Linked DNA regions of Mus musculus: region 2 is linked to region 1. The links are chromatin loops, found by intact Hi-C in ENCODE. Cell type or tissue: gastrocnemius. All regions are shown on one strand. Links, peaks and the distances in the headings refer to the core of each region. The heading gives the core; the rest is flanking DNA.

Region 1 (11,752 bases), core at 1,428-9,427:
CAGAGTCCTTGTTCCCGGGCAGGTGTGGGTAGATGAAGCATGGACCACACACTCCAAGCACCTGTCACTTAGACAGATGTTGGCTGGAGCCTCACCCCAGCCCCAGAGAGACAGACCCTTTTCCTGTCCAGTCTGGCTCCTCAGAGCATGGGTGATGGTTGAGCATCTGATTGCCCAACACAAGAGTGGAGCAGAGAGGACACTTACAGTCTGTCATTGTAATCAGGACCTGGGGATATAACTCAGTTGGTAGAGTGCCTGCCTAGCATGCTTTCCAAGGTCAAATCTCCAGCACTACACACACTTGCCCTGGCGGGGGGGGGGGGGGGGGGGGCAGGGGGCGGGGTGGGGGAGGAGTCAGGGTAAGCAGAAGTTTAATGCCATACCGGGCCAGACGAGACCTTATCTTAAAACCAGCCAAATAAACAAACAAAAATGCCCCCATAAAACTAGGAATCAAATGACAATGTATTTAATACAGTTCTGTAACTCACAGCAAGCATATTGCAACTTTACAGCTAACAAATTACGACAGCTGGTTGGACATGATTATTTCAAATTGTCTCACGGGCTGGAGTGACAGTCACAACATGGTCAACAGGGCGGCTCAATTCCACGAGGTGTGCACTCGGCTTGTCTCCCCATCACTCAGAAATAAGTGCAGGGGCGAGTCGAGGGGGAGAGCGCACTCCGGGTTCATCAAGTACTTGCATGATAATGTCCTCATGTAAACATGCCTGTGAAAATGCATAAGGCACTTGGCTCAGGAAGGTGGCTGCTTGCTCTGTTGTTCAATCTGTTGTGTGTATTTTCTCACTCGGAGTCCATCCCTGTCTGCCATTCAGGGAGAGGACGAATGGCTAGCTGGTCACCAGGATACTACTGATATCATATTCTCTCCTAGCTCAACACATGCAGCACCCGCTTCTGGGTGTTTCCAATGACTGCATCTAGAATTGTTGTGTCAGTTGTCCTTCCTTGCTGGAACAAGACAGAGCAAGAGCTGGCCACTGAGACCTTCCTGATATAACTCTGGGTATTGGCTTTACATAGCTGTATCCATAGGTCTGAGAAATCCGTTACTTGGTTTTCCCTGCAGATACTTTTAAATTTTTTTATTAGACTCATTCATTTATTGGGTATCACATGTGCCGCTGTGCACGTGTAGGGATCAGAGGACAACTTGATGGAACTGGTCCTTTTCCTCTATGATGTGTGCCACGGGGGTCAAACCCAGGTCATTAGGCTTGTCAACAGTCACTTTTACCTGCCGAGGAATCTTGTTGGTCTTATAATGGCAATTCTTGGTCATTGTTCCAAATTAATTTAGAGGTTAATCTATCCAGTTCCTTTTAGTTACTTTGGAATTTAGCTGCAACTGCCTTAAATGTGCTGTCAAGAACCTCAGGATATCTGCAGGAACTGGACTGTTGGCATGGCGCCCTCTTGTGGGCTTGGGCATATTGACGAACCACAGTGCTGGCTTCAGGAGGAGGGTGGGCCATCAGTTCTATCCTTTATTGAAAATAGGTCACGTGTCACATTCCACTTTAGGGTCTGATCATCCCATTCACAGGGTAAAGATCGAATTTGCCCTTGAGTCTGGAAAGATAAATCAGTGGTTAAGAGCACTGACTGCTCTCCTAGAGGACCTGGGTTTGATTCCCAGCACCCACATGGCCAGTCACTCAATGCTCTGTAACTCTAATTCCTAGGGATCCAATGTCCTCTTCTGAGCCTCTGTGGACATTGAGCATCATGTGAAACACAAATATATTTATTAAAGCAAAACATTAATACACCACACACAAACATTTCGTTGTTTTTTTGTTTTTGTTTTTTGAGACAGGGTTTCTCTATATAGCTCTGGCTGCCTTGGAACTCTTTCTGTAGACCATTCTGGCCTTGAACTAAAAGATCCACCTGCCTCTGACTCCTGAATGCTAAAGATTAAAGGCATGTGCCACCATGCCTGGCCCACACATATATTTATTTATTTAGTCCTGAGTTTTCACGAATTGAGTGGTATTCACACCAGGCCAGAACCCGTGGCTACAGCACCCACCTCCTAGGATCTCCTAGGATTTTCCCTTCCTCCGTCCACCCTGCCGCCGTGGCTTCCACCAGCAGTGTGCTAAAATGTCACTGAGTCACAACCCTGATGACACTCTGGGTTGGACTTTGCTTGGCAGTTCATCCCAAGGAGACAAGAGGCGAGGCTGCAGTTCCATTTTTTTCACACTTGGAGAACAACTGCTCTCATTTTCCTAAAAAGCACTCCCCCCACACCTCCACTAGCCTTGGCTGTGCTCAAGCTCACTGTAGAGACCAGTTTAGCCTTGAATTCACAGAGCTCTGCCTGTCTCTCCCAGTGGCATGGATTAAGGCCTTCACCGTTGTTCCCCGAGCAGACGATACTTTTCGCTGTCCTTGTCTCATTCTCTACTGGAAATAATTAGAATCGTCTTTGGCTGGAGGGAAAATAATGTGGGGAAGAGGAGAGCTCGAACCACAGCGCTAATTTCCAAAGCAAACCGCTCCCTCCTTTCCCAGAACCATGCTGGCTGCCTGCTCTCCAGCCTGACGCATCTCAGAGCTGGAAGAGATAGCCCTCCAGACAGAAACCCAAAGTACCCCAGCAGCCACAGGGACATCAGCTGCTGAGCCGAAGGCCACCATCCCAAGAGGACAATCTAGTGTTTTGTCTGAGTTTTCATGTCAGCTTCTAACAGGTGAGAGGCTAGCCTAAGTGATACCAAAGGTTGGCTCACAGCCCAAGAGCCACGCCTGTCTTTGATCCCAGTACTCCACCAAGGAGGCTGAGGCAGAAGGATCGGAGTTTGGAGGCTGACCTGTGCAACATGTTAAGACTCTCTCTCTCAAAAAGCAAAAGAGAAACAGACACCTAAAGTATCATCAGGTCCTCAGGTGCAGTGTGGTGACCACAGTCACCTGTTTGGGCAGATGGCATCATTAGGGGTGAGCAGAATTTGGCAAAACTCAAGAGACAGATGGGGATAGTCTCTGGAGAGCAAAGCACACATGCAATGCCCCATCTAAACGACAAACGATCCATTTACAAGCCTGTGGTTCGCCCATTCCCACATCCATTTCTAAAGCTCCAACCCTGCTGTGAGAGAGAAGCCAAAATGGAAGGCCCCTAAGTACGCTGACTCACATGGGCTAAGGCTCACTACGGGGTCAGGGCATAGGATTTTGCCCAGGGCTTAGGCTTGGCCCTGTTGGCGGCCAGCTGCCTGGCCTATACCACTCACTCTATCCTGACCTTGAGCATGACATGAAACCTAACTATGTCCCTGGAGGCTGGCTCCTGCTCAGTAACTGAGCATCCAGCCTGTCCAGCTTCAATGGGTATCTAGCTACTGTCTTAGTTTCTGTTTTCACTGCTGTGATGAAACACCATGATCGAAAGTGATTAGAAGAGGAAAGATTTATTTCTTCTTACAACTCTCAGGTCAGAGTCCATCACTGAGGGAAGTCAGGCCAGGAACTCGAGGCAGGAATTTGAAGGCAGGAACTGAAGCAGAGGCCGTAGAGAGATTCTGCTCACCACTGCATTACCTCCCAAGGCTGGCTCAGCCTTTCTTATACAACACAGGACTACCTTGCCCTAAGGTGGCACCACATGAAATGGGCAGAGCCCCCCCCCCCCATATTACTCACCAATTAAGAAAATGTTACAGCCGGGCGTGGTGGCACACGCCTATAATCCCAGCACTCAGGAGGCAGAGGCAGGCGGATTTCTGAGTTCGAGGCCAGCCTGGTCTACAGAGTGAGTTCCAGGACAGCCAGGGCTATACAGAGAAACACTGTCTCGAAAAACCAAAATAAATAAATAAATAAATAAATAAAAGAAAAGAAAAGAAAAGAAAATGTTACATAAGTTTGCCCACAGGCCTGTCTGGTGGGGGCTATTTTCTCAACTGAGGTTTCCCCAATGACTCTAGCCAGTATCAAGCCGATATAACGCTACACAGCAGACTGCCGTCCAGCCACCATGTGGTTTCCCAGCATAGGCCTGGCCTGGCCCATCCCAGGCCTCCACCCATCACTGTATATCTACCCTTTACCACAGGGGGGTCAGGGAGGAAGGCCTGGGATGGCAAGTGTATGGGATATTTACCCATCACTGCAAGCAGGGATGGTATCTGTTCACATCTGGGGAGATGGCACATCTGAATTGCATAGCTTCCCTAGGAAAGCCCATGTCCTCATGCCCACATCCCCCCGTGGGGCCTGATTTGGAAACGGGGTCTTTGGTGAAGTTACTGAGAGAGGGGGTCTCAGATCAGATCATTCTGGATTATCAGAATGGGTCCCTGTAGGAGAACAGAGAGGGAGATGTGAGAGGGGACATCAGGGAGACAACTGCCAAGATGGGGCTGGGTGGTAGGAGCTGTGCTCTTTCTCTAGTCCCGTCTGTGTGTGCATTTAACTCATGTGTGTATATACGTATGTCTCAGAGTGTGTGGAGGTCAAAGGACAATCTACATGAGTTTCTTCTCTCCTTCCACTGTGTGGGACCCAGGAATTGAACTCTGGTCATCAGGGTGGCAGCAAAGACCTTTGCCTGCTGAGCCACCTCTCCAGTCTGGGAACCCGGTTCTCTTTCAAAGTTACCTCTGCATCTGTTGTGGATTCTTTGACTCAGTGACCGAGGTTAACATGGGAAGCACAACAATCGCAGAGCTTGGGGCAGTGCGAGGATTGCCTCCTGAGGCAAACTTCCAGCGGTGCACACCCTGTGCACGACCCAAAGTGCAGCTGGCTCTGGAAGGACCACACACACAACAATCCTCCGTGTGTGTGTGTGTGTGTGTGTGTGGTACCAGCTCTGGAGGAGCCCCATGCAGCTCTGAGAACCCACCCCAGCGTGCTCAGGATTCTCACAGGTATCAAAGGTGGGGCTCAGTCTTAGAGGAAGCATCTCAAGTGGCAGAGCATGTGGGAGGCCTGGGATCCATTCTCAGCACTTCAAAAAGGAGGGCCCGCTGAGTTCCCAAAATGCTAAGTCACAGCATCAGGAAATTAAGGCAAGAATCTGCTTGTTATAGCTGAGCTTCTGAGTCTTCTACAGAAAGATAACAGCTTCATCTAGGACTTGAAAACATCCCATACCTGCCAAACTGTGATCTCCCAGGGAGGCCATGTGTGGGTAGTTGCGCCATCTGCTGACCACTTTGGGAACAGCCTCTTGAAAATCCCTGGCAACGGCTAGTGGACCTCAGGACCAACCCAAGCTCTGGGCCCCCAATACCTTACTCCCTAGTCACAGTCATCATGTCTTGCTCCTTGCCCCCGCCGTGACCTGTGTGCACACGTGGAGGTCATCTAAATGCTTCATCGCTTGCACCTGCCCGAAACACCCTCCCCCCCCCCACACACACACCAGTTGAATTATGTACCTGTTAATGATACACGCAAGTCCCAACCAGTCTCCATGACTCTCACCATCTTTGGAAAATAGTCTGTGAACATGATCAGGTCAAAAGGGGGCCGTTAGGGCAGGCCTGTGCCAACGTCAGGAATCCTTACAAATGAGAAAGCGACGATGACTATGGAAAGTCAGCCAACGGGGAGAGGCAGCCACAGGCTGAGGGACATCCAGCATGGCTGACAACACGGGAGGCTGGAAAGGCAAAGGAAGACATGTGCCCTCAGGTATCAGAAGGACACACATACATGCACATGCAAGCGCACATGCACACACACTGTGGTTCTGGCCGTCTGGTCTCAGCAACCTCACTACATGCTTCGGTTACTTCCAGCAAGCCAGTCTGTGGTCTGTCCTGGCAGCCTCACGTAAGATATAATGGTGTTTATTCACAGTGTGGATACTGGAGACTCCTCACGGTAGTAAAGGATTTACACTTCTGTAGAAGCCAGGTTTCAGAGCGGACACCTGCTGCTCGTCCCCTCTGCTCCGGACAGATACAGAGCACCTGCTTAGCCGTGATCCTTTGAATGAGAGGCTCTAAGTGCCAGTATCAGAAATCCACCTGCCTCTGCCTCCTGAGTGCTGGGATTATAGGCGTGTGCCACCACGCCCGGCTGTAACATTTTCTTAATTGGTGAGTAATATGGGGGGGGGGGCTCTGCCCATTTCATGTGGTGCCACCTTAGGGCAAGGTAGTCCTGTGTTGTATAAGAAAGGCTGAGCCAGAAATAGATGATGTTTCTCTCTCACACCTAGGATTCATGCATGCCACAAACTTGACATTTGCTTATTTGTGTTATTAAACATTATTCTTATGTGCATTGGTGTTTTGTCTGCATATAAGTCTGTGTAAGGGTATTGGATCCTGGAGTTAAGAGTCGTGAGCTGCCATGTGGGTGCTGGGGATTGAACCCCAGTCCTTTGGAAGAGCAGCCAGTGTTTTTTGTTTTTTTTTTTAAAGATTTATTTATTTATTTATTATATGTAAGTACACTGTAGCTGTCTTCAGATGCACCAGAAGAGGGCATCAGATCTCATTACGGGTGGTTGTGAGCCACCATGTGGTTGCTGGGATTTGAACTTTGGACCTTCGGAAGAGCAGTCGGGTGCTCTTACCAACTGAGCCATCTTACCAGCCCTAAAGGTAGAAGCCTCCTTGATTTTTTTTTTTTTTTTTTTTGGTTTTTTTCGAGACAGGGTTTCTCTGTGTAGCCCTGGCTGTCCTGGAACTCACTATGTAGACCAGGCTGGCCTGGAACTCAGAAATCTGCCTGCCTCTGCCTCCCGAGTGCTGGGATTAAAGGCGTGCGCCACCACGCCCGGCGCAGCCAGTGTTCTTAACTGCTGAGCCACCTCTCCATCCCTGGCTTATTGCCTTATATGCACTTATCTATTCATCTCCCCTTTCTCTGTCAGCTTTCAGCACACTCTTCACATCCACAGCGGTCTCAGGAACCTCTGTGGGAATTCACGTCATCGTGGCTGCTCCCACCAGTGTCCCGGAGACCTCATTGGACTGGATTCTCTGACGAAGCCACACTGTAAAAGGTCCAGCAGGCTAAGGAGCCCTCACAACGGTCAGGAGACAGACTACAGGCCTGAGCTGTATCTTGGGCTGTCATTCACTGATGAGTCTAACCTATGTCTTGGTGACTGTTAGAAAAGACTTTTGGGCCACACTATCATAGCGGTCCATTAGCTCCATCAACCCAGGCACACTGCTGGCACCCCCGTGGGAGCAGGAACTCAGGGACATCTCGCATGGCTTCTGTCCCAGGGAGAAGCTGCAGGGCCCAAGAGCATCCTACGGCGTTTCCTTCCAACTCCCCCCACCCCCCGCCCCAGCAGCACTCTTCGGTGACATGGTAGCTTACTTGTGCGTATCATGCCCAATATAAAGAACCCTCTGACAGCCACCTCTGACCTGCACACACTCCTATCTCCAGTGTGCACACACCCTATAAACCCACACTCCCAAGGTGACCACGCCCAAGGAGTGCAGCACACTCCTGAGAAGCCTCTATCTGAGGTGCCCCGACACAGTGTCCACAATCCTCAGACGCGCACACACCCATTCCCACGCTTTCACAATCCTCAGACGCGCACACACCCATGCCCACACTTTCACACTCCCCAGGCATGCACACCTCCTAAGTGCGCCGCACACCTCCGCCCGAAGTGCACCGTAAGCCCGAAGGTGAAGGGCACGGAGCCAAGCGAGGACACACTGTCGGGGCAACGCCCTACGCACGAGCCCCCAAGTGCCCCCTTCCGCGCGAGTCCATGGCGTCCCTTTCCCCGTTCTCAGCCAGGAACCCCCGACCGGCATTTTTTTTTTTTTTAACTCGCCCTTCCTGTAAACAGGAAGTGGCTCCGCGCGTGGCGGCAGCTTCCGGCCCAGGAGGGGCCGCCGTAATCATGAACGGCAGCACTTTAGACCCAATTGCAGAAGACAGCTTAGGGGAAAGCCAATCGCGAGACGCAGTCGACGGAGCTGGAGGCGGGTCCGGAAGGCGGGCTCTGCAGGACTCAACCAATCACAAGGCGAACGAGGGAGGGCGGGGCGCGGCCGGGCGGACGCCGGGGCGGCGGCCGTCGGTGGAGGCTGCCGGTGGCGGCGCGATGCTGCAGCTGCGGGACACGGTGGACTCGGCGGGCACGAGCCCCACGGCGGTGCTGGCGGCCGGCGAGGACGCGGGTGCGGGCCGGCCTGGGGCGGGCACACCGCTGCGCCAGACGTTGTGGCCGCTGAACGTCCACGACCCTACACGCCGCGCCCGCGTCAAGGAGTACTTCGTGTTCCGGCCCGGCACCATCGAGCAGGCGGTCGAGGAGATCCGCGCCGTGGTACGGCCCGTGGAGGACGGCGAGATCCAGGGGGTGTGGCTGCTGACCGAGTAAGCCGGCGCGAGGGGACTGCGGGGACACTGGGCGGGGGCGGGCGGGGGCAGGCGGGGCTCTTGGTGATGGGCGGCCCCTCTCCTCTCCAGGGTGGACCACTGGAACAACGAGAAGGAGCGGCTGGTGCTGGTCACCGACCAGTCGCTGCTCATCTGCAAATATGACTTCATCAGCCTTCAGTGCCAGCAGGTGGTCAGGGTGGCGCTCAGCGCGGTAGACACCATCTCCTGTGGAGAATTCCAGTTTCCTCCGAAGTCGCTCAACAAGTAGGTGCACCAGCGCACTACACGGCAGGGCCCCAGCGGATCCTGTAAGTGGTATTGACCCACTCTCTTGTGAGGTAAAGGTCTCATCTTGAAGAACCAGTGGAAAGGACCTTTAAGTAGAGGCTGGTGATTTCCGGGTTGCTCAGTACCTCCTTGAAAGGGATGCTGGCACAGTCGGCCACTCTGTCCCCACTAAAAACCATTCATTTAAATACCGTTAAGATACATGGAATCAGAGCCCACTGTCATAAGCTATGTAGGGAGTCTGGGAGTTTTAACTCCAGCAGGAGGGAGACACAGGGCATGTGCTCAGTATTACTAAAAATTCGATACATCGCAAAACACCTAACAGCCTTCAGAGACTGGTTGGCTTGCTATAAAAGAATTATTTGACTAGGGACTCCAGGAAGCTAATGGCTACTAACTTAAGCATCATTCAGTAACATTAAGAACAAACACGGCCATAATTAGGCCAGGTTGGACTGTGTGCCGGTTTCATAGGCTGCAAAGGAGGCTCATTAACTTGTTACGCTTTGGAAGTGTGTGAAGCTGTTAGTGGAGGCCATTGTTACACTAGGTCACAGGTTCCCCAGCCATCCCTGATACTGAATGCAATGTTGTATTCCTGTGGTAAGCAAGGCTTTCTCCCCCTCCCCCATCAGGAGAGAAGGCTTTGGGGTTCGCATTCAGTGGGACAAGCAGAGCCGCCCTTCCTTCATCAACAGATGGAACCCCTGGTCTACAAACATGCCCTATGCCACCTTCATAGAACACCCAATGGCTGGCATGGACGAGAAGACAGCGTCTCTGTGCCATGTAAGCAGGCCAAGGCCACTGTCAGTGTGAACCCTGGAGGTGCAGTTCCACAGTAGGAAGCTAGGTGGTGCTGTTTAAGAACAGAGTCACCATCCCATTGCAGGATGCTCAGTCTGGACTGGGTGGGTGAGCGAGCATGGGAAAAGCCCACAGTACTGGCGGGGCTTGGCAGGTGCTGCTGGTGACACAGGTACTCTGGAAGTTCCCAGGAGAGGTGCTGAGGGAGCGCTGAGCATTCTGCACAGTTAGAGTAGGGCTGAGAAAGCCCTGTCACTTGGTGACATCATAGTCCTCATGAATTCCTCCATCTGTGATGCTACCTGTCAGTCAGTGCACAGCACACCAGTGCAGGCAGCGTGTGCAATTACAGCATCACCTGCTTAGTGAGGTGCACTCCAGAGCATGTGCGTCTGTAAAAAAGATTTTCCACCTGTTGGCACTGGCAGTACCTTGTCTCAGGCTGCCGAATCTCCTGACTGCATCTTTAGAGATAGACTGGTACTCTCTAGGTTGGACTTAAGGCAGGTCCCTTCATGATGTTTGTACATGATGAACCACCTGATGACACAGCTCATAGGGCCCAACCTGTCATTGGTGATGTCATCACTATGTGGTATTTGGGAGGATTTGAACTCAGAATCCTCGTTTCCCAGTACTGCTGTCTTGGCATGAGGTTAAGGCTCCATGTTTATTCTCTTCAAAGTTGGAAAGCTTCAAGGCTCTCCTGATCCAAGCTGTCAAGAAGGCCCAGAAGGAGAGCCCACTGCCAGGGCAGGCGAATACCGTGCTGGTGCTGGAGCGCCCCCTCCTCATCGAGACCTACGTGGGGCTCATGTCCTTCATCAACAATGAAGCCAAGCTGGGCTACTCCATGACCAGGGGCAAGATAGGCTTCTAGACAGCTGCGTCCCGGAAACCAAGGTGGTGGGGACTCCCTGTGCCACCTCATGCCACCCACTGGCTGGAGGGAAGGAGGGCATGTATCCGATTAGAATAGTCAAGTGGATTATGTATATTTAGTTGGATATTGGACATCTTGGCAACACAATCTTACAAAGGCAGATTCAGCTGCCCCCATACCACTGTGTTCCTTCTGTAACGCCACGTTCTCCCTCCAGCATGCCGAGCACAATGTCCACCCACTTGTGCTGTGTAGACTGTTGCATACAGCTGAGTACAGTGAGCGGCTTCTGCACATATTTAACTCTCCCTATATATTAACTCTCAAGTGCTGTATTTTAAAATTCAGCCCGTTTTTTAAAAAAGCTAAATACAGTAGCAGCCAGCAGCCAGTCACTAAGAAAGACAGTCTGCCTGGCAGCTCCTGGTGAACCTGCCTTTCTGTGAATGTGTCTGACTTAGAATCACACTTTATAAATTAATCCAGGTTGTGTTAATACAGCAGTTTTCCTAGGCCCAAAAGGTTACTCTCATAACATAAGCTAGCCCCTTCCGGAAGTCATGGTGGTGGGTTTCTATCATCCTGTCTCTGTTTAAAAGGGACTGAATAGTTGGGTTTTAAAAGTGCATGCTATAAACAGACGAGCATCCTAGAGCTCACTGAGCACTGCTGAGCTTTGACACGCCAGCCACACACAGCTTGCTGCTGTCGTTCTAGCCTTGCCAGTGCACTGTAGATGCTGGCCTGTCACTCTATACCTCTCGCTTTAGTTAACCGGCATGGATGTGACCGGAATGCCATGGCCTATCCAAGAGGAAAGGTGACCTCAGATGCACCTGTTTTCAGCCTGTGCTTTTGTTCTAGTAAAGACATTTAAACCAAATGGAGTTGCTCCTTTTTGAAGTTATTGTCACAGAATCAGGAGTGCCAAAGACTGTCTTGAGGACTGAAGTCTGGCTGACTGAGGACCCTTGTGAGCATGGTCCTCTTTACAGAAACTCAGATACACAAGTGTGCAGTCCTGGTGGGAACCCTGGTCACCAGTACAGACATACTGGTCTGTCTGCTTTCAAGGCACTTACTAGAGATAGAGAGGTTTGGGTGGGCTGAGCTCTTCCACTCTACCAGGCAGTGACCCAGGCCTCTCTGCAGAATTCACTTGTAAGGCCAGAGACCTGCCCAACTGTTGTGGGATTTACAGCTCACACGGGGACAGGCACAGGTGCGGGGCACTTCTGAGTACATCCAGCTGCAGGAGGGCTGGCCAGTCTGACATTAGTCCACCTTGTTCCAAAGCCCACTGACAGAAAACCCCTCAGGGAATGCTGACCCTGCCTACGAATGAGTGTGGCACTGACCATTTCTTGATGCCAGGAAGTAGCTGTTAGAGCTGAAAGCCAGCATCCCTAC
Region 2 (11,752 bases), core at 1,141-9,140, 200 kb after region 1:
TTCATATCATCCCTAGGTGATTTAAGGTACCTGATGCAATGTAATCCTGGGAAAGTAGTAGTTGGCTGGTCTCTACGGAATAATGGCGAGAAACAACTGCCTAAGGAGATGGCTCAGCGGCAGTGCTTGCTGCTTAAGAACGATGATCCGAGTTTCGATCCTGAGCCCCCATGTGAAATCCAGGAGTGGTGGTACTTGTCTAACCTCAGTATTGGGGGACAGAGCCAGGCAGATACCTGGGGTTTCCTGGTTGGCCAGGAGAGCGCAAACAGTGAGCTCCAGGCTTAGTGGGGAGTCATAGAGAAAGACACCCAGTGGTGACCTCTGCCCTCTGCATGTGCATGCATGGGTACGATGCAAACCATGAAAGTGGCCGTAGTCTGCCTGTGGATTTCAGGGCGTCCTCCTTCTTGCAGGTTTGGAGTCGAGATTCAGGAATAAGTCGGGCTATCTGAGATACAGCTGTGAGAGTCGGATCCGGGGTTACCTAAGAGAGGTAAGGCCACATTCAGGTCATGCCGTGAGTGCTCAGCACAAGATGGGGACCCGTTGGTGGGGTTGTCACCCCTCTGCTGATGCATATCTGTAAGGTTGCTACTAAGTCAGCAGAAGGCACCTTAGAGAGGCAGGACCTTCCTGTCCCGTGCGTCTGGTCTCTTCTGCACTTTAGTCTCTGACCCCTTGTCCAGCAGGCATTAAAACCTTTCTGGGCTGTGTCCTTTGGTTAGGGTCAGAGGCCTCAGCCTTAGCTCTTCTGTTTGACAGAGATCCTGTTGTTTTAGAGTAACATCAGCTTGAGTCTTATGCAGAACTTAATGGCAACTGAGTTGTGATGTGAACTTAATTCTATTACGGATTTTTCCTGTGTCTCCTCCATTGTCCCGATGACATTGCCATAATTGGGCGGTAGTTTCCCCCCAGTACTCTCCTTCTTTTTCTCTGGGAACATTGCAGTCCTCTGACCTTGTAAAAGTGGGACACAGGACTGAAGATACTTGCTGTTTGGGGTGTTTTGTAGATTGGCTCTGAGTCACTGGGACTAGGTAGCAAGGTCTCAGCTCTTGAATAGATATAGCCAGTGGCTCCAGCACAGTTATGCCTGAACTCCAGGAGGACGCTGTCCTGGTGCCCTGAGCTCCAGGAGGAGGCTGTCCTGATGCCCTGATACTCTGCCTGGCTTCCTTTTAGTGAAGACATGGATGTTAGTGAGGTACAGAGTGTTAGGAGCCAATCTATAGTGCGTGGAACCTGCCCATTCTGGGGGTATGAGGCACCCATCACTGGGCAGTGGTTCACCAGGTGAGCTTTTAGGCCTTTCTGCACTGGGCTCCACATGACTCCCTTCATCTGGATAGGATGAGCAGTCTGGATGGTTTGGGGAAGCAGCTCAGCTCTTGGGGACCTTTTTTCCCTGCTCTTCTTGTAGGCAAATTTATCAACAGGAGCTTGGGTAGCTGCATAGTAGTTGGGCAGTGTCACAGGCTTAGGGCGTGCCCATCTGTCTGTCTTGTACACTATGCCATGCTTAAGCGAGCTTCTGCTGAAAGCAGACCCTTCGGCCGCGTCCTTCCTTCATGATCACGCCCCACCAAGTCTTCTGAGCTTGAACTAAGTGTTAGTGTCTGTGGGGAAACCTGACATGTGCATGTGTTCACAGAGCCCCCTGATGTATTGAAGCTTTCTCCATTTCCTATGGGTGTGGAGAACCTGCCTGACTAGCAGGCCTGATCCTGTTTCATGCCCCCAGCCTGATGGATTGCATCATTGTGTTGGTCCATCTCGTGAGGCCAGAATGCTTTTCCTAGGCAGTGACAGTTGTGCAGCGGTCAGACGCTCTCACTGTAGAACTGGGCTGGGGCAGGTTCCTGGCCACCAGTGCTTGGCGTGGGTTGGTAACCGAATGCAGGTGTTAGGGCATGGGCAGGGCATGTCTCAAGCTCGGTGATGCCTCTGGCTGTCTCACAGGTGAGCGCTTACACCTCTATGGTGGATGAAGCAGCTCAAGAAGAGTACCTGCGAGTCCTTGGCTCCATGTGCCAGAAGCTCAAATCGGTGCAGTACAATGGCAGCTATTTCGACAGAGGTGCAGAGGCCAGCAGCCGCCTCTGTACTCCAGAAGGATGGTTCTCCTGCCAGGTAAGCCTCTGCCTTTTGTTCTGGGGCCACTAAGAGTACTGCTGAGCATAGCCCTCCCTGGGGAGGAGGCAGCCGATGACCCAAGAGGGGATGGATGGTAGCGTATAATCGTTGGGGTGGCAGTGTACCGTACCATAGGAGCACAGGAGCATGCCGGGAATAGCAGGTCTGTCTGCTCCTATGTGGACCTGTAGAGGTTCCTAGAAATGGATAATGTCTCTAGTAACAGGGATGGAAATGCCTTTATCTTTTGGAAGCTCAGGATAAGATGAGGGATAATAAAATAGCAGGGGGCAGGTAGAATTCCAAGGACAGAGTAAAAAGATGTTTATGTGTTTGAGTGTTTTGCCTGTGTGTATGTCTGTGCACACATGTTCCTGATGCCTTCTGGAGGCCAGAGAGGGTGTCGGATCCCCTGGAACTGAAGTTATAGGTGGTTGTGGTGTGAACTGAAGTTATAGTGTGGTCAGAGGATAAACCACACCTGGATTTTACATGGGCTGCAGGGATCATACCTGATTCTCAGGCTTATGTGGCAGGCACTTTTTCCTCCTGAGCCACCTCCCTGGCCTGAGTGTGACTCCTCCTGCCTTTGCCTCCCAGGGCTGGGGATACAGGTGTTGACACTGGCTGTTCGTGAACTAAACGACTCGTGGGGCCAGTCAGTTCCTGCAAGCTTGATGGGTGGGAGGAGAGCAGTAGTGTCCTCACTCCTGCCTTTCCAACGCCTGTCCTTGCTCACTCCAGGGCCCCTTTGACCTGGAGAGCTGTCTTTCCAAGCACTCCATCAACCCCTATGGCAACAGAGAGAGCCGGATCCTCTTCAGTACCTGGAACCTGGATCATATGTAAGTGTATGTCACCACGGTTCAAGTTCACTAATCAGAACTAACACAGCATCTTGGGGCCCAGTCCCTGCTCAGGCATCTCAGGTTTGGTGTGTTGTACCTGTGTGGTTCAGGCCCAGAGACAGACCCCACAAGCTTTATGGAAAGGTTCTGGAGAGATGCTTCTGTCCTACCAGCTGTCCGTGCCTGATGCTCAGCTGTCCCTCTGCCCTCTAGCCTCCCTGTGTGGGTGGATGTGGCGGCCTGGCTCTTCATGGCCCCATTTTGGCCACTAAGGGGCTGTTGCTGTGTGTTTGAACCAGAGGAGCCAGCTCCGGGGCTGTGGTGTGGGAGGACAGGGCCAGCTCCGGGGCTGTGGTGTGGGAGGACAGGGCCAGCTCCGGGGCTGTGGTGTGGGAGGACAGGGCCAGCTCCAGGGCTGTGGTGTGGGAGGACAGGGCCAGCTCCAGGGCTGTGGTGTGGGAGGACAGGGCCAGCAGGATGGCTTCACAGCTGGGCAAGCTGCAGTCTCTTCTGCTGAACCCGGTAGGGGAGTACCTTGTTTCTGCAGCCGTGGCTCTCTCTTGACTGTAACTACCTTGACCTTGCCTTATGAAGGCAAAGTGTTCCAAGTACCCCCAAATGGCTACTCTTGGTATCAGAATAATTAAAAGCATATAAAAAGTGGGTGTAGCTGAGGACCCCTTCATTCCTCTGTGCTCCAGATGAGAGACATCCCTGGCTCTGACCTCCAGTCTCTTTGGGGGGAGTTAATGTCCGTGGTCCCCCTCGGAGTACTTCCAGCCTTTTCTGGGTGTTCAGTACACTGTAAGTCCCTTCCTGTCCTCACCACCACTTGGTGTCACTGTGCCTCTGTATTCTCCTGCCTGAGGTAGGTACCCACTTGGCTGCTTTTGTTTGATTCCTGGTCCTGGGGAGGCCCAGGCCTCTGTAGCTCTCCACCAGCACAGCTCATTCTCCCCAGCACAGCTCTCTCTCCCCAGCACAGCTCTCTCTCCCCAGCACAGCTCTCTCTCCCCAGCACAGCTCTCTCTCCCCAGCACAGCTCTCTCTCCCCAGCACAGCTCTCTCTCCCCAGCACAGCTCTCTCTCCCCAGCACAGCTCTCTCTCCCCAGCACAGCTCTCAGGCTGCTTGCTTTCTCTGTTCTTTACTTTTGTCCTGGGCACTAGTTCCCTCCTGACTGTCTGTGTGACAGATGTTGTTGCTGTATTTTTGGCACATTTTTGATATCTTGTATCATAACCAGATGGGGTGGCTGTGGTAAGCCCTAGAAGGCCAGGCCCCAGTGTGCACAGATCCTGCAATTCCTCCTGCAGATGCAGGGGCATCTGCTTGCCCCTGTTGTCTGCAGCTGCCTCTGCCCTGCCCTGCGCTTAGCTGCAGGGGTTGTCTGCTTTTATTTTCACTTCTAGTTTCTGCTCCTTTGGGCTTTCTCTCTGTTTCCTAGATTTGCCTCTTGTGTTTTCACGTCTGCTCAAGGCAACATGTTGTCCAGCTGTTCTGAGGTTGCTATTTTGAGATTAAGGTGGCTGCCTTTTCTGGTGTGTCTTTGGCCTGTCTGTCTGTCTGTCATTTTATGCTGCTCTGCTCATCCTTTCTGGGCTCTGGTACCTGTAAGAGGCTGGGACTCTGCATGTCCACCCTGCTTTCTGTCTCACCTTCCCTGGGCTAGGTTTTTGTTACCTTCACAGCAGGCGTCTCTTGTTAGCACATTAGTAGCAACAGCACACCACCTTTTGTCTTGTCTAACTGAGACTCTCCTACTCTGGTCCCTTGTTCCAGTTGTCTACACATAGTGGCTGTTTAGCATCTATTCAGTATTTCATTGCGTGAATAAGTGGGTTTGAATTAATCTCATTAGCCATTTGCTGTACCTCCTGTGTGCCTGGTCTCACTGTATGTCCTGAGCCCGCCTGTCACCCCTCTCTTCCAGGGCTCTTTTCTCAGCATTGTCCCACCTGACCTTGAGCTTACACGGTGGTCATATCATCATGGTCAGTACCTACTTACATCTCCCACTCCTCTGCTCACTGCCTCCTGCCTCTCCCTGGTCTGCTCTGAGTTGCTAATGATTGGTCCTAGCGCTTCGGTAAGGAGGGCCTGAGGGTGAACTCTCTCTTGCCACTTCTACCCTGAGTACTGGAGAGGGGCTGTCTCACACTGAGTGTGGTGTCACTGGCATCTAGGTGTCCTGTGCACTCCGTGAGGGAGACTCATCACTGTTTCCTGGCATCTGCTGTGGACCTGCTGTCAGTCAGCATTCTGCCTCTGGTGGAGATTGGCTTGAGTCCCTTAACTGAGAGCAGTGTACAGTACAGACAAACCTTTCCTTTTGGCTCTGCCGTGGCTTGTCTTCCATGCTGGAGAGTTCTGATTCTCCTCTGCAGTGTCCTGGATTCCCGTGGGCATTCTGGGACCTTCTTGCCACCCACTGTCTTTATGCTGGCTCTGCTTGCACACTCTGGCTCAGTGCTGCTGTTTTGGGGTAACTTCCTGCTGTGGATTCAATTGTGGTTCCTCCCACCCCCCACACACATTGTAACTGTCACCTAGTGAGACCGTATCTGGAGATGGGTCCTTTGAGAGACAGCTAAGGTGAAGTGAGGTCATAGCAAGCAGAAAAATCCAGAGCTGTTAAACATGGAGTTAAACACGGGGGAGGTGGTTTGCCCTCCACTCATCTGTTCTTGCGACTGTGTTTGGACCTGAAGTTCTCTCTCGTGACCAGTCTTCTCTTCTGGCTGTCAGTGTCTCTGGGGCACAGAGTGGATCTGTCACCCCTCTCTTCCAGGGCTCTTTTCTCAGCATTGTCCCACCTGTGGATTGCCCCAGTTTCAGTGGCTCTGAAGCAACATGACATTGTCTTTGCTTGCCACTTCTGTCACATTGGCCATACCTACTTGGCTCATGTGCCTGTGGGAGACACAGGCCTGGGGTCTATGGGCAGCTGTGTGACATGGGTACAGGAACAAGCAGGAGTCAGCAGGGACTGACAAGTGCTCGCTCACACATGAGGCTTGGCTCCGTTGAATGGCATGCGAGGGACCCCTCTCAGCTTTCCCCACACTCCTTTCAGTATGGTAAGCTGCGCCCACTACTCAGGTTTGCAAAGTAAGACAAGCAGCATTGCTTGCGCTGGAGTCTGTACACCGTGGCCACCCATGGCCCATGTCAGGGATGGGCCAGTGTCAGCAGCCCACGGAACACGGTGCTGGACTCCTCTGGTGACTCATCCCTAAGTCCTGTCATTTTCTCAGTTGAGGTGCCCTCTTCCTAGATGACCCTAGCTTGTCATATTGACAAAAACAAAAAAAAAAACCAAAAAAACAAAAGAACAGTCGGGACTGCAGGAGGTTGCCTGCCGTGGTAGACACTGCATCCACAGACAGCGAGTGTCTGTGGCTCACGGGAGCGTGCACAGCAGCCCGTAGTGTGTGGCACTCACAGTAGAATGGTTGTCTCCCCCTGACTTGGTAGAATAGAGAAGAAGCGCACCGTGGTACCCACGCTGGCTGAAGCCATCCAGGATGGGAGGGAGGTGAACTGGGAGTACTTCTACAGCCTGCTCTTCACTGCCGAGAACCTGAAGCTGGTGCACATCGCCTGCCACAAGAAGACCACACACAAGCTGGAGTGCGACCGCAGTAGGATCTATCGGCCTCAGACAGGATCCAGGAGGAAGCAGCCTGCTCGGAAGAAGCGCCCTGCTCGGAAGCGCTAGTGACACAGCCCAGTGTGCAGAGGACGGTCAGTGCCGGTGCTCATCGTGTTCCTGTGGCAGGGTCTTCACGCTCACCGCCCCAGGGCTGAACTTGGCCACTGTGATGTGTGTGGGGTGCTAGTTTGTGCTGAGCTTTTATGGCTTCTATTTCTACTGCAAATGGCAGCTCTGACTATACGCCTCTGAAAGAAACGGTGCTTCTGGGATAAATGTTTGCATTTTATAACGAACATGCAGGACATCCTCTGCTGCATTGTTTAAAATGGCAGAAGGTGGGAAGCCATCCAGATGTCTCCTGGTGTGAACAGCCAACTGTGGCATTATTTTGAGCCATGTGAAACTGATGTTTTTAATGGGTTAAATAATGGCTGTCATGAATTTCATGACTCAACACTGATATATGTATGTACGCACGATTGGAGCAGGTTTAAACTTTCATGTGGAGAAATAGGGAACTGTTAAAGGCATAGATGGCTTTATCTGTGCAGGGAATGACCTTGAACTCATGATCTTCCTGCCTCATCCCTAGAGCTGGGACCACAGGTGTGCACCACCACACCTGGCATTTGGTTTTGTAAATGTGTGTCAGCTTGTGCATGGTCTGAGGAAATGACACTCTGTAACCCTGGGGGATTCAGCAGGGCTGAGATTGATCACCAAGTACAATCTCCTACATCATGTATTTTATAATACTTCATTCTGCTTTTTCTCTGAGACCGGGTCTCACTATGTAGCTCTGGCTGGACTGGAGTTCACTATATAGACCAGCCAACCTCTGCCTCCCGAGTGCTGGGATTAAAGGTGTGTGCCACCACGCCCAACCTGAGTTTATTTTTGAAATGGGCATTTTATATATTTTGTAATGTTTGGATTTTTATATTTGCCATGTAATCAGAAAAACAATAAAGTGTTTCTAAAATAGACATGTCAAAATTTTTTGAACATATTGAGGAAGATGGGGCTAAGGGTGAGATACTGGCAGGCAGAAATTGAACATTTATCTAGGTGAGTTCATCTTCACAGAGGTGGCAGGGCAGTGCCCGAGGCAGCCAGCCAGGTGGGGCTCTCTGAGGACCCAGCTGCTTGTCTTAGTCATGGATGCACACTGTTCACAATGTGTCTTATTCTGCTTTTCTGTCCTTCTCAAACACCCCAGGACGTGCACAATCACTGCCCCCTACAGAATTGTTGCCAGGACTGGGCTTTCTGAAGTTTGATGTGTGTGTCTGTGTGTGCGTGTGTGTGTGTCTGAGTGTATGCTAGTGCACCTCGTGAATGCAGGTGCCAGGTCGGTACGATCGGGTACCTTGGAACTAGAACTGCAGGGGGCTGTGAGCCATTATGTTGGAGTTGGAACCCAGTCTGGGTCCTCTGTGGAGCAGCAAGTAGAAGCTGAGCCTTCTCTTCAACCTCAGGTTTGCCATTTGTGGCCTCTGTCAGCCATGCCCCTGCCGGTGTGCTGGTGTGCTCTGCACCCCTTTTGACCGGAGGTTCTGTCTCTCCAGTGGGATGCAGAACACTCATTGCAGCTGGAATGAAAAATGAGCCTTGAGTGAAAGGCAGAAGGTTGTCCTAGGTGGGACATGTTTTCCTGCTTCTGGGCCCTCAACTGGTTGCTGATGAGAAGTATCGCAGATAGGAGCTGTCATCCAAACCCCTCCTGACTCCCAGGATAATGTAGGCAGTGAGCCCCAGAAAAAGTGAACCAAAACATATGTAGTGACTCAGATGAGCTGTCTGCCCCATGACTTTGTCACACAGTGAGAGATGGCAGAAAAGCCTGGGACTCATGAGAGCATAGCAGGTATCAACTGCACAAGCTGAAGGGCAGCGAGCAAAAGGTTTAGAAGCCAGAGTGCTGTGAGCTGCTGCCAGCTACTTGGGATGAGGAGTGGGCTTTCATTCCTGAGCGAGGCAGGGCCACCAAAGGCATCTAGGAATGCTTCTGGCTTAAGCTGAGTCCAGAGAAGGAACTGTTCCCAGGAGGCTCTCAAGAGCTTGTCCCCTGTGCCATGGGGAACTCTGTCTGCCCCAGGCCTGGGCCCATTTGATCTTTGGGAAGACTGGAGTGGGAACAACAGGTCTTCAGCAAGGTACCAGGTGACTGACCTTCAAAACTATCCAGGGCCTGACTGGGCTGTCTCCCATTGTCTGGGGAACCTGGAAACCAGACTTGTTTCCTCTGGACCCTGCGCTGAGGCCCCCACTCCCACCTCCCCCATCCGCTACTGTCTGTTGGTGGCCTGCTATGTTCACGGCTCTCTGCATCTTGGTGCTTGTCTCACAGGTGCCCACGACTGGACCCACCTGCAGGTGCTCAACTGCAGAGGCACGGGGACAACCTGTGGAGGGCGATTCTTTCTACCATGTGGGGTCTAGGCGTTGAACTTGTATCAAGCTTGGCAGCAAGCGCCCTGACATGCTAAGCCAGCTTGGTGGACTTGCTTTGGTTTTTTTCTGTTCTTGTGTTGTTTGCTGCTGTGGACTGTAAGCACACACTGGAACCTCTCCCAGTATCCTTTGGGCCCGATCCCACATCTACCCACCACCGTCTGGACTTTCAGAGGATGCCTGTGTACTTGTAACTCTCCCTTCATGACAGGCCAGGGACTCGGGTCTGTGACTGCCTCCATCTCAACAGACCCTCCCAAATCCTCAAAGGGTTCTGGTAGCTTCCTTGGGTGGGCAACTGCTGAAACGGAGCTGACTGCATTCACATCATAAGACCAGTTAAGATGGCAACAGTGCTACTGCTGAGGCCTGCTGCAGGCATCTTCCCACACTGTGCCCATCAGCAGAGTGGGCTGTAAGCAAGGAAATGCGTACCCCAGGAAGGAAGCAAGGTGGCCACGGCACATCTGTCTCCTTGGTAGGTATACCGGGATCAAGGGTGTGCTGACCTTCAAGTCCTATGGCAACCACACAGCTGTCTCTTTCCCAGGGGCTGGCATCTAAGGCCATGCAGTGCTGCCCACGGCTATTGAACAATGACTGCAAGCAACAGCTTTAAATAGTGGTTCATCAGCCAATAGGTCACAGGTGACCTGAGCAGGTGAAGATCCTAATGAGAAAGGATCTCAGTGGAAGCTGAGGTGACTGTGTGTGTGTGTGTGTGTGTGTGTGTGCGCGCGCCCATGTGTGGGTGTGCGATCTGATGGGGGTGGGGTGGGCAGGCCTGTCTGAACAGGAGCAGAACTGTAAACTCCTCATAGGCTTGGACCACTTGTTGCTCTTGCTTAGGAGCCAAGTTCAATTCCCAGTACCCTTGTGGGTAGCCTCTATCCCAGTGGAGGGGCTGTCACCCCAACTCCAGTCAAGCCCTGTACCAAGGGCCTTGCCTTTCCTGCTTGCTAATGGGCCTCAAGAGTGCTCCTAGCCCAGGACACAGTTCACTTCCTCCCTTGATTCACAAATATTTGAAATGACACTTTTGTGAACACAGTATTTCTTTAAAAGTATTTTCAAAATATATTTTATTTCTTTCTCATATATACTTTGCAAAAACTACCAGGTCAAATGGTTAGCGCCACTCAGAAACAGGAGTCCTTCCAGCAGAATTCATCCCCGGTGATCAGTCTGGCATGGAAAGTAAGCCTGTTACCACAGCCAAAGCTCTCAGGAGTTTTCCTTGTTTTCCACTGCCCAGCCCCCTGTGCCAGCATGGTGCGCCTGGGCGTCTGTGCCAGCCAGTGACACTGATGTCCACCTTGTTCTCAGAGCGTGTTCTCTGAAAGATGCCATACAGAATCTTGACACCGGCTGCAAGGCGCCCGCAGCTCTACCCCTCAGCGTCATCCTCGTCATCTTTGGCTCTGAAGTGCATTTTTCTGAATTCTCTTCTGCTCATGGAAGGATAAGATGAAGAGGCTGGTGGCAGATCCTTAGAGGGGAAGAAAGCATGACTTCAGTCTTAAGTGAGATTGCCAGGGCATCCACATTCATACTTGGCCAGTCCGCTCCGGCTCTGCAAAGCAGGCCTGTTACAGACCCAGGAAATCTGTCTAGGCACAGGTCCCTTGGTAAGAAAGATGCTATACTCCAAACAAGAGATGACAACAGACATGGTCACATGTTCATGAAATCATAGATCTGAATTCCTAACCTTGTGTGAGGTCCAAGACACAGAGGGGGGGCTGAAGCCAGGGACGCTACCTTCTCAGCCTTTCCATCTGAGCTGCTTCCCAGCTTGTGAGCCTGTGTGTGTGTGTATGTGTGTATGTGGGTTACACACCATAGTTCATTTTTTCCCCTTGCATTAACATGATCAATTATGTTCACCTTGGTTTCGTGTACCATGGGTACACAATAGAGTGGGAGCAGGGAGCTGCAGTCTGGTGCCCAGGCACTGCAGGAGAGGCAGGAGGAGGCAACACTCACCTGCATAAGCTCGACATTCCCGAAGAAGCGACTCACAGGCATGGGCTGGTTGCTGTCATCATCTAGAAAGATGCTGCTGTCCATCTGAAGCACGGATGCCCGCACCTCCTCTGTCCTGGGCACAGGCTCTGCCTGTCCGGCAGAGCTGTCATCGGGCTCCTGGGCTGCAGCGGCACTGCTGGGTTCTGTGGACAGGCCATTCTCAGCCTTTACTGAGGGTTCCTCACTCGCAGGCGTGGAGCAGCCCTGAGGCGGCTCTCTGCTCTCTGGTACAGAGACAGCAGCCTCAGCACTGTCCTCCGCAAACTTATTTTCACAAGGAGCCACGGGGGCCACTTTTGGCAAAGAAGAAATGTCACTCTTAGGGTCAAGTTTTTGTAATTCTGCCTTCACAAGGTGACCTTTGTCATACTTGAACTTTTTGGAAGTTCGTCTGTCCGTAGCTTTGTGTGATGAGGAAGCCTGCCAAGAAAGAAAAATGTAAGAGAAAATCAGACCCATTAGCAGAGGCACAGGGCTCACAGTCCCAGAGGCTCCCATTCCTCCGCCAGAGACACCCGTGCCTAAGCCACTGGTCCCAGTCTGTTCTGCTGCTAAGGGGCAGAGCAGATCAGAGGCCAAGGAGGACTCCAGAGCACCGCTCCAGCAAGCTGCTTTCCCAGGCCTTG

What was found. A loop is a pair of places that touch in the nucleus more often than their neighbours do. Peaks named below come from ENCODE experiments on the same cell type or tissue, not always from the same donor. Only the 100,000 strongest peaks of a DNase experiment are listed, where the experiment ranks them.
Region 2: a loop joins it to region 1, with 2.4 times the contacts of the local background. A loop is called at or near these places in 3 of 42 quality-filtered maps.

Annotation. Positions count from the first base shown.
Region 1 is chr4:154,156,958-154,168,709 of GRCm38, reverse strand. Tprgl (transformation related protein 63 regulated like) reads left to right here and starts at 8,026. Exons shown (of 4, transcript NM_026388.2): 1 at 8,026-8,355; 2 at 8,449-8,625; 3 at 9,288-9,441; 4 at 10,145-11,225. The coding sequence starts at 8,081. The coding sequence ends at 10,339. In gastrocnemius, for the core only: CTCF peaks have their summits at 1,442 (motif pointing left) and 5,190 (motif pointing left); DNase peaks (open chromatin) are centred at 1,445, 5,205 and 7,961; H3K4me3 peaks cover 2,579 bases; H3K27ac peaks cover 2,676 bases.
Region 2 is chr4:153,960,325-153,972,076 of GRCm38, reverse strand. Dffb (DNA fragmentation factor, beta subunit) reads left to right here. Exons shown (of 7, transcript NM_007859.4): 4 at 417-496; 5 at 1,966-2,136; 6 at 2,884-2,984; 7 at 6,464-7,628. The coding sequence ends at 6,707. It overlaps A430005L14Rik (RIKEN cDNA A430005L14 gene), which reads right to left. Exons shown (of 4, transcript NM_175287.4): 3 at 11,085-11,546; 4 at 10,152-10,587. The coding sequence ends at 10,486. Among named protein-coding and RNA genes, the nearest start is that of Dffb, 8.9 kb to the left of the region's middle. In gastrocnemius, for the core only: no CTCF peak of the experiment used is centred there; a DNase peak (open chromatin) is centred at 5,231.